Linked DNA regions of Homo sapiens: region 2 is linked to region 1. Evidence: chromatin loops called from intact Hi-C (ENCODE). Cell type or tissue: dorsolateral prefrontal cortex. All regions are shown on one strand. Links, peaks and the distances in the headings refer to the core of each region. The heading gives the core; the rest is flanking DNA.

Region 1 (7,361 bases), core at 753-5,752:
CCAGGCATCTCCAATCTTCCCTTTCCTCCTTTGTAAGGGAGAGACTAACATAGCTTCTCTTAGCCCCCTGGCAGGATCACTGGTTAATCAGGGAGGATAAGCGCTTTCTAAATGATAAAGCACACTAGAAACTACTCTCCCTGCTCATCAAGGGCTCGCCTCTGGGAGCTAATAAATGAGGCTTGTGGATTTGTAAAGATGCATTTTGAAAACATTTTGAAACTCACTTTCACTGCTTCTCCCTTGTCTCCCATCCCCGTTGTCTTCTGGGCCCTCACTGCGGGGTGGACAGGAGGCTTCTCCTTCCACGTTGGTCTCCAAGATCAAACCCTGTCAGTTAGTGTGTGGGCAGGTGGGGAATAGAAGTTCCCTCCCACCCCCCGTAACTTTTCATTGACAAAATTCAAAGTAGCACTCATAATTAAGTACATTGTTTGGTAATACAGTACTACTAATGGAAGAATGGAATTTTTTTGGAGGAGATAATATTTTGCTTAATTGGGGTTCTAAGTTAGTGTTTTCTATTATCAGAATCAATTGCAGATGCTCATCTGTAACACTGATCCATAATGAGGTTTTTACATATTTCGTCTTTGAAATGTCTTTGACACAGATAGGCATGTAAATCGCAAGCATGTGATTTCAGTTGAGCATATTTCTCACTTGGGATGGTATGGAGTATTCTGTGTTTCCCAGAGAATGAAGTCCTCAGAAGTGCTTATTCCACAGCTGTTGAGGTGGCTGCCCCCTGAACTCAGGATGGCTTGCTCTGGGCTCTGCCCACCAAGTAACGTATCTTGTTTTCATGCAGGTTCCTGTGTTCCTGCTTTTCCTAGATTGTGTCTGGCAGCTGGTGCACCAGCATCCCCCGGCATTTGAATTCACAGAGACTTACCTGACTGTTTTGTCAGATAGCCTGTATATACCTATTTTTAGCACCTTCTTCTTCAATTCACCTCATCAAAAAGATACTAACATGGTAAGAGTCCCTCTTAGGAACCTGTGTATTAAAGAGGCTTCTTCTCACAAGTAGGATGCAGTAATACTGATGCTACAAATAAAATGGTGCTCACTTGGCAGCACATACACTAAACAAAGTTGGAATAATACAGAGAAGATTAGCATGGCCCCTGCGAGAGGATGACATGCAAACTCATGAGACGTTCCATATTTTAAAAAAGATATTGAACACTAACTACATACCAAGCATTGGTCTAAGAGCTTCTTAGGTATTAATACTTACTCCTTACAGCACCCTATGGCATATGCATTTTTATTATCCTGGAGGAAGCTGAGGCAAAAAAAGGATAAGTAACTCACTCGTGGTCACATGGTAAATATTGGAACTGGAAGCAAGTGTTGAAGCTGGGGAATTAAGCAAAATTCAAAGCTGTCCATTTGAAAGACAGTTAGACCAGATGTCCTCCGATTTTGCCTGATGCCTGGAACTCCTCTGTGAAGAGAATGGGGACCAGCAGATCAGGGAAGCTAGCCTTTTCCTTCCATCTTAACCCTTTTGGCCCTTCCTGGACTGTGCCCCCAATTAGATAATCTCAGTGCTTCTGAGCAGCCTCCTGAGGGCTACAGGCTTTGCTTGAGCTGGGAGGATTACCAAATCCCCCAGTGAAGTAGGAGCAACAGCCCTGCTTTCAGAGCTCAGCCTTGTGACTCACCAGCTTTGTGACCTTGGGCAGTTCAGTTTTCTGAGCCTTGGTTTCCTCAAATGTAAAATTGGAAAAACAACAGTTGCCTCGCGAGGCTGTGGAAGCACCCAGCACAGCGGCTGGCGTGTAGACTGCTGGAAAGGAAGTGTCCTTGTTCTTGCCCTCCTCCCACACCAAAAGCTTGTAGTGAATAACCACAGGTAGCCTCAGCCTTAAATGCCCATGATTATTCATTCTCAGGGCAGAGCAGGAGCATGCTTCCTGGTGCCTGTGTCCAGAAGTATGTGTTTGCCTTCCTCAGCCCTCCCTGGAAAACAGCATGACCTGTGCTTGTTTTGGCAGGGTAGAGAAGGCCAGGATACACAAAGCAAGCCTTTGAATCTGCTCACCGTGTGGGATTGGTCGGTGCAGTTTGAACCCAAAGCCCAGACATTGCTCAAAAACCCTCTTTATGTGGAAAAGCCAAAACTGGACAAAGGCCAACGGAAAGGAATGCGCTTCAAAGTAAGATGTCCACATGTCTAAACCCCCTTCAGCTGCCCAGACCCCGTGCATGTAATGATAAAAGGTACTTACGGATTCTGTCTGCCAGCATTTTCTACCCCTCGAAGCAGTCTGCAGAGTTGAGACTTGTGATGGTCAAATTGTCAAGGGCCATTAGAATCCTTTGCTTTCAGCAAATCACCTTTGCCCTGGTACAACAGGGCCATTTGCCAGATGTCACTGTGGATGCTGCCACCCTGGTCATACTCCATGGAATCGTGCCTCTTGTCCTGCCTGTGTGTGTGTGTGTGTGTGTGTGTTTGTGTGTGTGTGTGTGTTAGTAGAGTAAAAGGAACATTGATTGTGTGGGTTTTACTTGGCCGATACCAGTTCATTTATTATAATAAATAGTAAGACTTTTCTTAATGAGCTGTGCCTGTAAACCACAGGTTGCAAAACTCTGTCAAGGGCTGCAAAGTCTCTGTCACAACTACCCCTCTACTGTTGTAGTACAAAAGAAGCCTTAGTCTGCTCTGCCCTTGGAGTAGCCATTCTTTATTCCTTTACTTGAAAAAAAAAAAAGGAGCCTTAGTAGGTGAACAAGTAGGCATAGCTGTGTTCCAGTGTTTACGAGAACAGGCGCCAGGCCAGATTTGGCCGGAGGGGTGGCCAGTTTGCTGACCTATGCTATGAGCCACAAATGTCAGAAAGTCATTTTAGTTGATAATCCCAAAGTTCCCTAACTGATGAATTATTTAACTGACATTTCCTAGCTCTGTCTCCAGGCCCAGAATTTCTCCCCCACAGAGTCCACAAAGGAGAGAGCAGTGATGGTAAGTCTAAGTCGATGTGTGTCACTGCCTTCTCCATGCCATCCTTATCCTGCCTGATCTGGAGGGCTTCAGAAAGCCTGGCCCTTTCTGGTGTCAGAGTTGGTTCCATTCTAAAGAGGACTGGGGACCTGGGTGAGCCACGGCCAGCAGAGACGATGTTGGCTGCTGAACGACTCAGAATGGCCACTTTGCCCTTTTAGGGGCCGCAGGCCCAGGGTGGAGTTTCCCCTTTCTGGCTGAGCCTCTTCTGCCAGTTTAACCAGAATTGCCCTGAGCCCCAGAACAGCTTGGCCAGAAATTGGTTTTTCTTCAGTGTGTTGTGCCCCCTGGTGGCTGCATGCACATTCTCATGAGAGCTGGATTGGCACCAGAGAAACTGCCCTGTGCCAGAGTGGCAGGGGACCTCAGAGACAGCGAGGACAACGTCTGTTGTGTTACGGGAGGAACCTAAGGCTCCCCCTTCCAATAATGGATTTCATTTCTCTCCTCAGACCTAGCTTTTCTAATCATCTCTTTTCCTTGGGAGATAGGGACAGACAGCCTAAGCTCCAGGAGTTGGCAGGTGGGAAAGGACTGAGCTGAAGGGGTGGAGAATTTCAGGTTGCACTAGCTAAATCACAGTTGGGACGGGGGCGACAAGAAACCTTGAAGCCTTTGGGTAAGAAGACCAGATATCAGGTGGAGCAATGTGTTGAGCGGCCTGGTGGCCTGGGGGAAGTTCTGCAGAGACTCTGAGGAAGCAGGGGCTGAGCAGCATGTGGTGCTGCCGTGCAAATGCCACACGGTGGGGGGGACCCATTCCAGTGTGCAGCCTCGGTGTCAGCCGCAGGCCCGGGCCAGGCTTTGGCCTGCAGAGCTGCTGGCATGTCAGCTGGTCTTGAGTGCTCCCTTTGCTTAGGAGATAGAGAGAAGGGGGCTTCCAGGACCAAGGAGAGCTCAGTAGAGAGCCCAGGCTCTGGAGCCAGACTATTTGAACCACCTTTGGCACTGAGCAGCAGTGCCTTCGGCAGATTGCTTACCTCTGTGCCTTAGTTTCCTTGCTTGTAAAGTGGGGCAATAATAGTGACTTTGAGAATGAGGTGCTCAGTGAATGTGAGTACTGAGCACAGAACCGAGCAGGCAGGAAGCACTGGGTGGTGGTTCAGTGTAGTCCCTGCCCTGCCTGACACATCTTCACGATGGAGAAAAAGAGAGGCCACTGAATCCTGGCCTTCATCTTTCCTGACCCTGGATGGAAAGTCAAATCCTGGTCACCTCCGAGCTGTGGTCTTGTGGATGGTTTTGTTTTCTTTTTAATATTTTTATTGTTATTCCATATTTCATAATAAGGAAATAATTTTCTTTACAATAAAGAATATCTTTTTACAAGGAAGAACCATTGATGGAAATATGTTAGAGAGTTTTAGAGTGAACCTGAAAATTAAGTTGTTATCTCTTCTTACTTCAAATGAACAGTAGCAAAAGAGCTGGACAAACAGCTTCTCCCCACATGTTTTTACTTCTGCTTTGGGCACTGGGGAACCCTCATGACCTTCCGACCACATCCATCTTTTACAACCCTTTTTTTTTTTTTTTTTTTGCGAGCCAGAGTTTTGCTGTCATTGCCCAGGCTGGAGTGCAACGGCGTGATCTCGGCTCACTGCAGCCTCTGCCTCCTGGGTTCAAGCAATTCTCCTCCCTCAGCCTCGGGTGCCCACCACCACACCCTGCTAATTTTTTCTATTTTTAGTGGAGATGGGGTTTTGCCATTTTGGCCAGGTTGAGGTTGGTCTTGAACTCCTGGCCTCAGGTGATCTGCCCGCCTCGGTCTCCCAAAGTGCTAGGATTACAGGCATGAGCTACTGCGCCCAGCCTCAAAACCCTTTCTCAGTGCACCCCCAAATATAATACTCTGCTCTGGCCACAGAGAGAATGACCAAGGGGGGAAATATGAAAATGTGAAAATGCTCTCCCATTTTCTACTCCATGCAGGTTGCCAGACAAGTCTGGTCAGCTTAGCTGGCTCATCACATTTCTTTGCTCTCACCTGCCTGTTTTCTGTATCTAAAAGAATCTTTATGACTTCGGCTTAAACTCCCACTGGATGCCTGATAAGCTGCTATTTCACCCATGTGATAGTATCTTCTGGTAGTTAGCAGTGCCTCCTTGCAGTTGTTCAGAAGATTGTAGTGGTTAACAGCCTTAAAGTTCTCAAAGAAGAAACATCTTTTTCCCTTTAGAACATGAATGGGCCTGACCCACAAGTTCCCCTAAATCATTAAACTATCTTAAGTTAAACAGCTTTTTCAGAAGTGCTTTGTGTCCTGTGGTGCCCCTGTGACAGAGGAGGAGGGCACCAAAAGCTCCTTTCTCTGTGTCCCAGCATGCCTTTCTGCACAGCTGCCACGTGCACCTGCTTCCCCATTTGTTTCTGGTACAGTGTGCACCATGGCAATACACAGGAATACCCCACCTCTGGATGTCACAGCGTGTTAATGAGTGTGCATTCACATGGCAACACTGATGTCTCTTGGAACTTGTTAAAGCAGGGTTATGCTCTTTTTGTTATGGTAACAGCTGTTAACTGTGCCTGTTATGTTAACCAGTGATTTTTATTTGTGTTTTCTCTCAAAGCATCAACGACAACTTTCTTTGCCACTTACACAATCTAAGTCATCTCCCAAAAGAGGATTTTTCAGGGAAGAAACAGATCATTTAATTAAAAACCTTCTGGGCAAGAGAATTAGCAAACTTATTAATTCTTCTGATGAGCTCCAAGACAACTTTCGAGAGTTCTATGACAGCTGGCATAGCAAGTCCACTGACTACCATGGTTTGTTGTTACCGCATATCGAGGGGCCCGAAATCAAAGTCTGGGCCCAGCGCTACCTACGTTGGATTCCAGAAGCCCAAATCCTAGGTGGTGGCCAAGTGGCCACTCTGAGCAAACTCTTGGAAATGATGGAGGAAGTCCAGAGTTTACAAGAGAAGATCGACGAGAGACACCACAGCCAGCAGGCCCCCCAGGCTGAGGCCCCCTGCCTGCTGAGGAACTCTGCCCGCCTCTCGTCTTTGTTTCCTTTCGCTCTGCTCCAGCGACATTCCTCTAAGCCCGTCTTACCCACCAGTGGCTGGAAAGCTTTGGGAGATGAAGACGATTTGGCCAAACGAGAAGATGAGTTCGTGGACCTAGGGGATGTGTGACCTGTTTGTTGAGTGATTGTGAAAGAGGAATGTGGGAGATTGGGACAGCTGATCCCTGGATTTGTGTCACGCTACAGCTCATGCTGGCTGGGTCCTTAGCCCGGCACTCCGTTAGAATAAACCTGGGCCTTCGGGAAAAGAGGTGGCTCTCATTATTTTTCATGATTCTAAAAGACTATGCAATTAAAACCGCATCTGTAGTATTACTAATTGGAAGGAATTATTACTTGACCCGTAATAGGGTTGTGGCCGTTTTCTGATGCCTAAGTATTATACAGAGCCCACAATGGCCAGTTTACTACCAGAAAGGGCTTCAGTAAGATATTCTTGGACTTGATACTTTCTTCAGATCCTCTTTGTGCCAAGATAATTTATCCAGTCATTGGGAATAGTAAGTTTCTGTGTAACCCATCTCAATTATAGAAGCAAGTTCAGCTTTATGTATTTGTATGGGGAGTTGAAGATTCAGATAGAGGTATTAAGATGTGTGGCATTTACTTAAACCATCACATTTTTTTCTTTCTACGCCCCCTTGCCTGTAAAACACCTGGGAAGTTCCACTGGTGTCATCCATCCTGATGCTTCAGACCACCCTCCCTTCTTCACAGACCGTGTCACTTTGCCTGTGGGTGGGGGCTAGCCAGCCACCACCCTCTTTTCTGTGCTGCCAGCCCCAGGTCTTCCTCCGCCTGCTCCACACCACTCGCCGCTGTCCCTCTGCACTCCCTGCCTTGGTGCGTGTAGTCCCAGTGTCTCACTGCCAAACCTCTTGGTTACGCTGCGGGGATCTGTTTCTTTGCCTGAGATCCTTCCTGAGGAGCGTCCATTCCTCTGGAGTCTCTCCTTGTTTGGAACAAATCGCTTCGCCTTTTTCTACTTGCCTGCTGAAGCTTTGGAGCACTTGTGATTGCAGTTTTCTGCCGCAACCCCTGAGCCGAGTTCCTCACATTCTTTTACCTTTATGGACTGATGGGATTGGGTCACTTTTGAATGTGGCTTTCATAGGAAAGCAGCTTAAACATAAATATCAGAAGTGATGATTATCATATGATACCTCAGTGATTTTAAAAGCCATAGAAGAAACTTGACTATGCCTGGTCACCTTCTTGGATCTGCTGTCTAAATGATATATATATGATATATATGTGATATATATATATCATATATATGATATATATATATATATCACATATATATG
Region 2 (7,361 bases), core at 771-5,770, 240 kb before region 1:
AAGGATGTCACCCGAGCAGAGGTTTTCAATGAGTTTGCATGGTCTGGGCTGCCTTCTCAAACCTCTGCTAGCTGCCAAGAGAAGCTGCTGGTCCCAGCGTGAGAGCCGTGTGGGGCAGACGTGATCTGGATCCACAGCCTGAAGCAGAACCACCACAGCTGACCTGAACACCTATAGGTGAGATACATAAATGTGGTGTTGATGTTGTAAGTCGCTGAAATTCAGTGTGTTTTTCAAGTAGAATCATTGCAGTAAAACCTGACTGACCCAGCCTCCTTCTTTGGCACGTCCCCAGTGCTTACCGTGCAGCTCCACGTCACTCCAATGGTCACTCCTCACCAGGCATTAACTGTGACTCTTGCTGCCCAAGTTTCCACCCTCCCTGCTGTGGCTGGTGCCCTGTTGGTCACCCCTGTGACATGTCCCGTTTCTCTGGAGTCAGAGGCAAGGTACAGCTCCCCTCTGTTGCTGCTGGAGTGAAATACCTTTTTCCAATCTGGGTTAAACTCTTTGAGGCCATAAAACACAGCTCCCTGTGCTGTTATCTACAGCTCTCAAGCTTGACTGATTCGTTTTTCACTTCAGTAAATGATCCTTCTCCCCAGGAGACTGACACAAGACAACTGGGCCAAAGATCATTTGAGACGCTCCTCAGGGCTACATTCAAACCATATCCCCTACCGACCCAGGAGAGAAAGCTCCCTTGCTGCAGTGAGTGAGGTATTCTAGAATACTGCCAGGAGGAGAAAGGTAAATGTGGGTTATATCCCTCCAGGCCAGCTGACCGGCCCCTGCACCAGGCATCAGGCTCTTTTGAGAAAAGAATCCCAGATGGCCCAAGTGGAAATTCACATGAGCTCCATGGCATAAGCCTACACTCTGGGACTCTACTTAAGATAAGTGGCTGGTAAATGATACGTTTACCTTTCCATTCTCTAGAGAAGATAGTTCTGTATCAAGCGAGTCCTGGAATAGTCATTATCCATTCATCCAACAAATATTCAAATACGGAGCTAAGCACCAGAGACACAAAAGTGAAGGAGGCAAAGTCCTTGCCCTCATGAAGTTTATGTTCCTGGGAGGAGAGTAAGGAAACAGAAAATAAGGAGATAGACATATAAAGACATCATTTTCAGTAGTGATAAGGGTTATTTTAAAATGTAAGGTAGCCAGATGCGGTGGCTCACACCTGTAATCCCAGCACTTTGGGAGGCCTAGGAGGGAGGATCACGAGGTCAGGAGGTTGAGACCATCCTGGCCAACATGGTGAAACCCTGTCTCTACTAAAAACACAAAACATCAGCCAGGCATAGTGGCGGGCCCCTGTAGTCCCAGCTACTCGGGAGACTGAGGCAGGAGAATCACTTGAAACTGGAAGGCGGAGGTTGCAGTGACCCCAGATTGTCCACTCCAGCCTGGACAAAAGAGCAAAACTCCACCTCAAAAAGATAAATAAATAAATAACGTAAACCATGGAAAAAGGCCTCTTTTACGTACAGCAGCGGGAGAATGTCTCTGAGAACCTACGTAGAAAACCCTAAGTAGACACCTGAATCCAAGGACCCCACCATCCCCCTGATTAAGGGACGGAACACACCATAAGAAGTATGAAGAAAGAACAAACTACAATAGGAAGAACAAACACAAGGATCCTGAGACTGGAGTAAAAGTCACAGACCATCATGAATGCCAGTGACTGGAGGAGAAGGAGCCAACAGGAGTCGGAAGCAGCGGGTGGCCAGGGGCCAGCTCACGTAGGGGCCTGTCCGCCACGTAAGGAATTTGAGTTTTGTTTTGTTTTTATTTTATTTTATGAGACAGAGTGTCACTCTGTTACCCAGGCTGGACTGCCGTGGTGTGATCTTGGCTCACTGCAACCTCTGCCTCCCAGGTTTAAACAATCCTCCTACCTCAGTCTCCCAGGCAGCTGGGATTACAGATGTGCGTCACCACGCCTGGCTAATTTTTGTATTTTTAATAGAGACAGGGTTTCACCATGTTGGCCAGGCTGGTCTTGAATTCCTGGCCTCAAGCAATCCCCCAACCTCAACCTCCCAAAGTGCTGGGATTACAGATGTGAGCCACTGCTCCTGGCCTTGTTTTGTTTTTGATTTTTCTTCCTTTCTTTTTTTTTTCTTTTTTTTAGAAATAGAGTCTTACTCTATCACACCCAGGCTAGAGTGCAGTGGTGCCATCATAACTCACTGCAGCCTCCAAATCCTGGGCTCAAGTAATTCTCTCACTCTGGCCTCCCAAGTAGCTGGGCTTACAGGTGTGTGCCACCACACCCAGATACTTTTTCTGTCGAGACAAGGTCTCTCTCTTTTTTTTTTTTTTTTCTGGAGACAAAGTCTCACTCTGTCACCCAGGCTGGAGTATAGTGGCATGATCAAGGATCAAGGCTCACTGCAGCCTCGACCTTCCAGGCTCAAGCAATCCTCCCATCTCAGCTTCCTCAGTAGCTGGGACTACAGGCACACACCACCACACCTGGATAATTTTTGTTTTTTTGTTTTCTGGTTTTAGAGACAGGGTTTCATTATGTTGCCTTGGCTGGTCTTGAACTCTTGGCCTCAAGCAATCCTCCTACCTCAGCCTCCCAAATAGCTAAGATTACAGGCAGGAGCCACTGTGCCTGGCAGGAATTTGAGTTTTCTTAGAGGCGGCTTGTGATCTGATGAATATATTTAAAATCTAATCTACACTGATACAGGGGATGAAGGAGGAGGCAGCAAGACCAGTTAGAAGGTTACTGCAATAGCTTAGATGGGAGATACCAGTGGTTTGGATGAAGTGGTGGTGGTAGAGGTGGTAAGACGTAGTCAGATTTTGGGTATAGTTTGAAGGTAGAATCAACAGGACTTGCTGAGCAATTGGAGGTGATAGGTGAAGAAAAGAATCAAGAATAACTTCCTGGGATGGGCAGACTAAAGTGGGAGTGGCTCTGGCAATCATCCCCCCAGCCTGTTTCACATGGTAACACAGATCCCCCACTGTCATTTATGTAAGAATGTTGTGAGGACAGCTGGATATGCCAGTTGGTGGCAGTCAAGGGACAGTCCAGGCTGGCAGTATAAACCTGGGAATCATTAGCTTTTAGATAAATTTGAAGCTGTGAACCAGGATGAATTCTCAAGGAAGAAAGTGTAGCAAGAGAAGAGAAGGAGCTGAGAACAGATTCTGAGGCATTCCGGTGTGTTTAGAATCCTCCATCTAGAAGATGCCTTCAGACATGTGGGTGGTTCTCCCTTTGGATGTAACAGGGGACCCATGTTCTTGGGAGCAGAGGCCTCAAGGGTCTTGGTGACCCCCTCCAGTTTTTGCATGGGCCCTGGTGTCTGGCCCCTGTTTCTGCAGCAAGGAGTCTCAACTGAGGCTTCAGCTCTAAAGAAACACAGCCAAGTCAGGGCTGAGTTACAGGCAGAGACTCCAAGTAAACTGATAATTCGCTTTGTGTTGTACATGGTTTCACATAAGTTCTGTGGCCAGGAAGTCACTTATGTTGTGTGGGAAGAGCAAAATTGGGATGAAGATTTGTTAGCATTTAAAATTTTCAACTTATCTTTTAAGCAAACTACTAAGTTTTTAAAATAATTCTTTCATGGTTGCTAGGGTAGATATGGTCACTTGCAATCAAACTGTGCTGCCATATCTTAGTTTTTAAAATCTTTCCAATTATGGAGAATGTATAACTTACACAAAAGTAGACCAAATGGTACGATAAGTGCCCCACCCCATATTCATTATCTAACCTCCAAAACCATCAATCCATCAATCCATGGGACAATCCTGCCCCAACCAAACCCTCACCCACTTCTTCTCCTCCCAAACTATTTCGAAGTAAATTTCAGACATGACATCATTTCATCCATGAATATGTGAGTATGTTTCTCTAAAAGACTAGGTATTTTTGGTTTTATTTGTTTGTTTTTAGAAGAAGATCTGGCTATATTGTCCTGGCAGGTCTTGAATTCCTGGGCTCAAACAATCCTCCTGCCTCAGCTCCCAAGTAGCTGGGACTACAGACATGTACCATCATGCCTGGCTAAGATTAGTTTTTAAAACGTAACCACATCCAGGCCTCCCCTGGCCTCAATCCCACCACTTTTAACCCTTGTTTTGAACAGTAAAGGGTACATACAGGCTGGGCACGGTGGCTCACGCCTGTAATCCCAGCATTTTGGGAGGCCGAGGTGGGTGGATCATTTGAGGTCAGGAGTTCGAGACCAGCCTGACCAACATGGCGAAAACCCGTCTCTACTAAAAATAAAAAAATTAGCCCGGCATGGTGGCACACACCCGTAACCTCAGCTGCTTGGGAGGCTGAGGCGTGAGAATCGCTTGAACCTGGGGGCGGAGGCTGCAATGAGCAGCGAGCGCGCCACTGCAGTCCAGCCTGGGTGACAGGGCAAGACTGTCTCAAAAAACAAGCAAACAAACAAACAAACATACAATGGATTATCATTTAGCCTTTAAAATAAGGAGGAAATCCTGCAATATGTTACAACATGAATGAAACTTGAGGATATTATGCTAAGTGAAATTAAGTCAGTCACAGAAGGACAAATACTGCATGATTCCACTGCAGTGGTATTTTTAAATAGTCAAATTCATAGAATCAAAGAGTGGAATGGTGGTTGCCAGGGGCTGGGAGAAGGGAAGTAAGGAGTTGCTAATCAACAAACAGAAAGTTTCAGTTAAGCAAGGTGAATAAGTTCTACAGAACCTGCCACACAATCTTTTCCTTATAGTTAACTGTATTGTACACTTAACAATTTGTTAAAGAGAGTAGATCTCATGTTGTGTTCTTACCACAATAAAATCAAATTTTTTTAAGAATGATTTGCTGGGCCGGGCGTGATGGCTCACGCCTGTAATCCCAGCACTTTGGGAGGCTGAGACGGGTGGATCACCTGAGGTCAGGAGTTTGAGACCAGCCTGGCCAACATGGTGAAACCCCATCTCTACTAAAAATACAAAAATTAGCTGAGCACGGTGGCAGGTGCCTGTAATCCCAGCTACCTGGGAGGCTGAGGCAGGAGAATCGCTTGAACCCAGGAGGCGGAGGTTGCAGTGTGCTGAGATCATGGCATTGCACTCCAGCCAGGGCAACAAGAGCAAGACTCTGTCTCAAAAAAGAAAAAAAAAAAAAGAAGAAGGATTTTCTGTGCAAGTTCACTGTGGGATTCTGAAGGAGTCTATGATTCTCATTAACAGCCTGATGTTAGAATTCCTACATGACACCTCCAAAAGGAAAGTTCAAGATAAATGAAGGCTGTACAAAATCGTGTCTCCACATAATCATGTGCTCACACCCTGACTCTTTGACGCGCCCTCCTGCTCTCCACCCATACAATGTGCCTGTATCTGTCTCCTTCACTTCTGTTGCCTTTTTGATTGTGAGCCCTTGCTCAAAGAGTCTGCTTCAGGGTCTGTGTTTATCTGTCTGGCTTATATGAGAGGTAATGCCAACATTTAAATTGCCAACATTTAAATCCCAGCTCTGTCTCTTTAAATAGCTGTGTTACCTTGGGCAAGTGCCTTAAACTTTCTGTGTGTTAGTTTCCTCATCTGTAAAATGGAGATAGTAATAGTAACTCCCATAATGGAGTTCTTACGAGGATTAAATAAGATGGCACGTGTACAGTGATTAGAACAGACTTGGCACAACAGTAGTTGTTGTTTTTTATTAAAATATATACAAAGCAAAAGTCTCTGTTTCCACTGCTCTATACCCTGTGGAGCTGTTGCAGTCATCAGTGGCCCTGAATTGCAGCCTCTTGGTCTTGTGGCTGTGCATTGCACCTTTTCAGGTAGCTTCCCTGGGAGCACTGGATTTCCACACTGCTAAGCCCCCGGGCTGGTTCCTTATCCATTACACCCAGTTAGTTGGGCACCTTCACTGGGAGAAGAGATGCATAAACCCTTGCCTGTTCCCTGCTCAGCTGTGGGCCCTGAGGTCCTTTCTTGGCAGGCTGAACTGACCTTGAACAAGAAGGGAGGTGCAATAGGCACACCTGAGGCACCACAGTAGGGGTCTGGAATCAGTCAGGTTGCTGGGGGCGTAATGTCTGCTATGCTTGAGCTTCTCAAAACCCTAAGCCACAGGAACGTGCCACCCTCCAAACCTCTAGGTTCTACCTCTGTTTCCCATTCCTGGTCTGGGCCAGGAGTCCTCCGGTCCACAGGCCTGGCTTGTGTTTGACATCTTGCCCTGCTCTCTCTGGCCCAAAGGGTCTCTGCTCAGTCTTCCTCTAAAGGCTTTATTGATCTTCCTTTCACATTTAAATCTACAATCTACCTGAAATTGATCATGTCTCTAGTTTGAATATTCTGCAGAGAATTGAAGTGACAATGATTGGCATTCGTTCATTAGGCAATGGTGTCTGTCCAGACTGTTCCTCCAGGTCCTGCTTTCTCACCCTGAAGAGCTGACTTTGTTCCTGCCCAATTCCAAGCCTGATCTCCCAGCATTCCCACTGAGTCTAGGCTCTCTATGGTCTCCCCTAAAATCTCCTGTTTATCACATCAGCCAGAATTGGTTTCCATTTCTTGCAACCAAAGGTCCCTAATTTTTATACCCTCAGAAAAGTGGATGGCTCAGCTCCAGCTGTTTCGGGTGAAGGTGCTGGAAAGAAAGACCTATTGGGATATCAAAGGAGTAAGTACATAAATTACTATTGGTAAAACTTAATTCGTCATATTTACTTCCTTTGTGCAGAAGACTTGAAACACCCATCCTAAGGCTTTGCTTAGAAATTGGGCAACATGGGTAGCCATGAAGTCATTCATGCTGGAGACACTGGGCATAGGCAGACAAAGGTTGCATGCATGGGGTACTCAGGAACCTGCCAATAGGCTCTAATATATCTTCACAGATTTTAGATTATTTGAAATAAACCAAGTCTTGTTATGACAGAAGCAACGCCCTACCCATACTCGGCCTGCCCCATAATGTCTGAGATGATCAAGGACACCTTTTGTGGACAGAGCCCATTAATCAGGAATCTCAAGCTCTGGAGATCTCTGAGGGAGCATGTGGGGGGAACGTCTGGCTCTCAGGTCTGGGTGACTAGTGACATGTGATTTCACCATTACTAAGATTATCGTAAGCATATCTTTCGTGTCTCTTGCAACCAACATAATTCCCAGGTTGCTACCCAAGCTGAGACTACCGAATCACCCCACGAATAAATGGCAGATGTTGTTTTATTGCCTACTTGGCAGCTGTTATGGACTGAATATTTGTGTCCACTACAATTCATATGTTGAAGCCCTAATCCCAGATGTGATGATAATTGCACATGGAGCCTTTTAGATGTAATTAGGGATCTAGAGCCTTAACCAAAAATGGAACCCCA

The links. Hi-C counts contacts between places; a loop is a spot of excess contacts. Peaks named below come from ENCODE experiments on the same cell type or tissue, not always from the same donor. Only the 100,000 strongest peaks of a DNase experiment are listed, where the experiment ranks them.
Region 2: a loop joins it to region 1, with 4 times the contacts of the local background. A loop is called at or near these places in 12 of 110 quality-filtered maps.

What each region holds. Positions count from the first base shown.
Region 1 is chr5:32,228,580-32,235,940 of GRCh38, reverse strand. It overlaps MTMR12 (myotubularin related protein 12), which reads left to right. Exons shown (of 16, transcript NM_001040446.3): 14 at 812-979; 15 at 2,007-2,168; 16 at 5,594-7,361. The coding sequence ends at 6,163. It also overlaps the pseudogene RNU6-1079P. Among named protein-coding and RNA genes, the nearest start is that of GOLPH3, 58 kb to the right of the region's middle. RefSeq lists enhancers at 1,892-2,363, 3,217-3,761, 3,762-4,307. In dorsolateral prefrontal cortex, for the core only: CTCF peaks have their summits at 3,104 and 3,304 (motif pointing left); DNase peaks (open chromatin) are centred at 2,038, 3,310 and 3,705; H3K27ac peaks cover 4,230 bases.
Region 2 is chr5:32,467,640-32,475,000 of GRCh38, reverse strand. No RefSeq gene overlaps it. Among named protein-coding and RNA genes, the nearest start is that of ZFR, 27 kb to the right of the region's middle. In dorsolateral prefrontal cortex, for the core only: a CTCF peak has its summit at 3,046 (motif pointing right); a DNase peak (open chromatin) is centred at 3,022.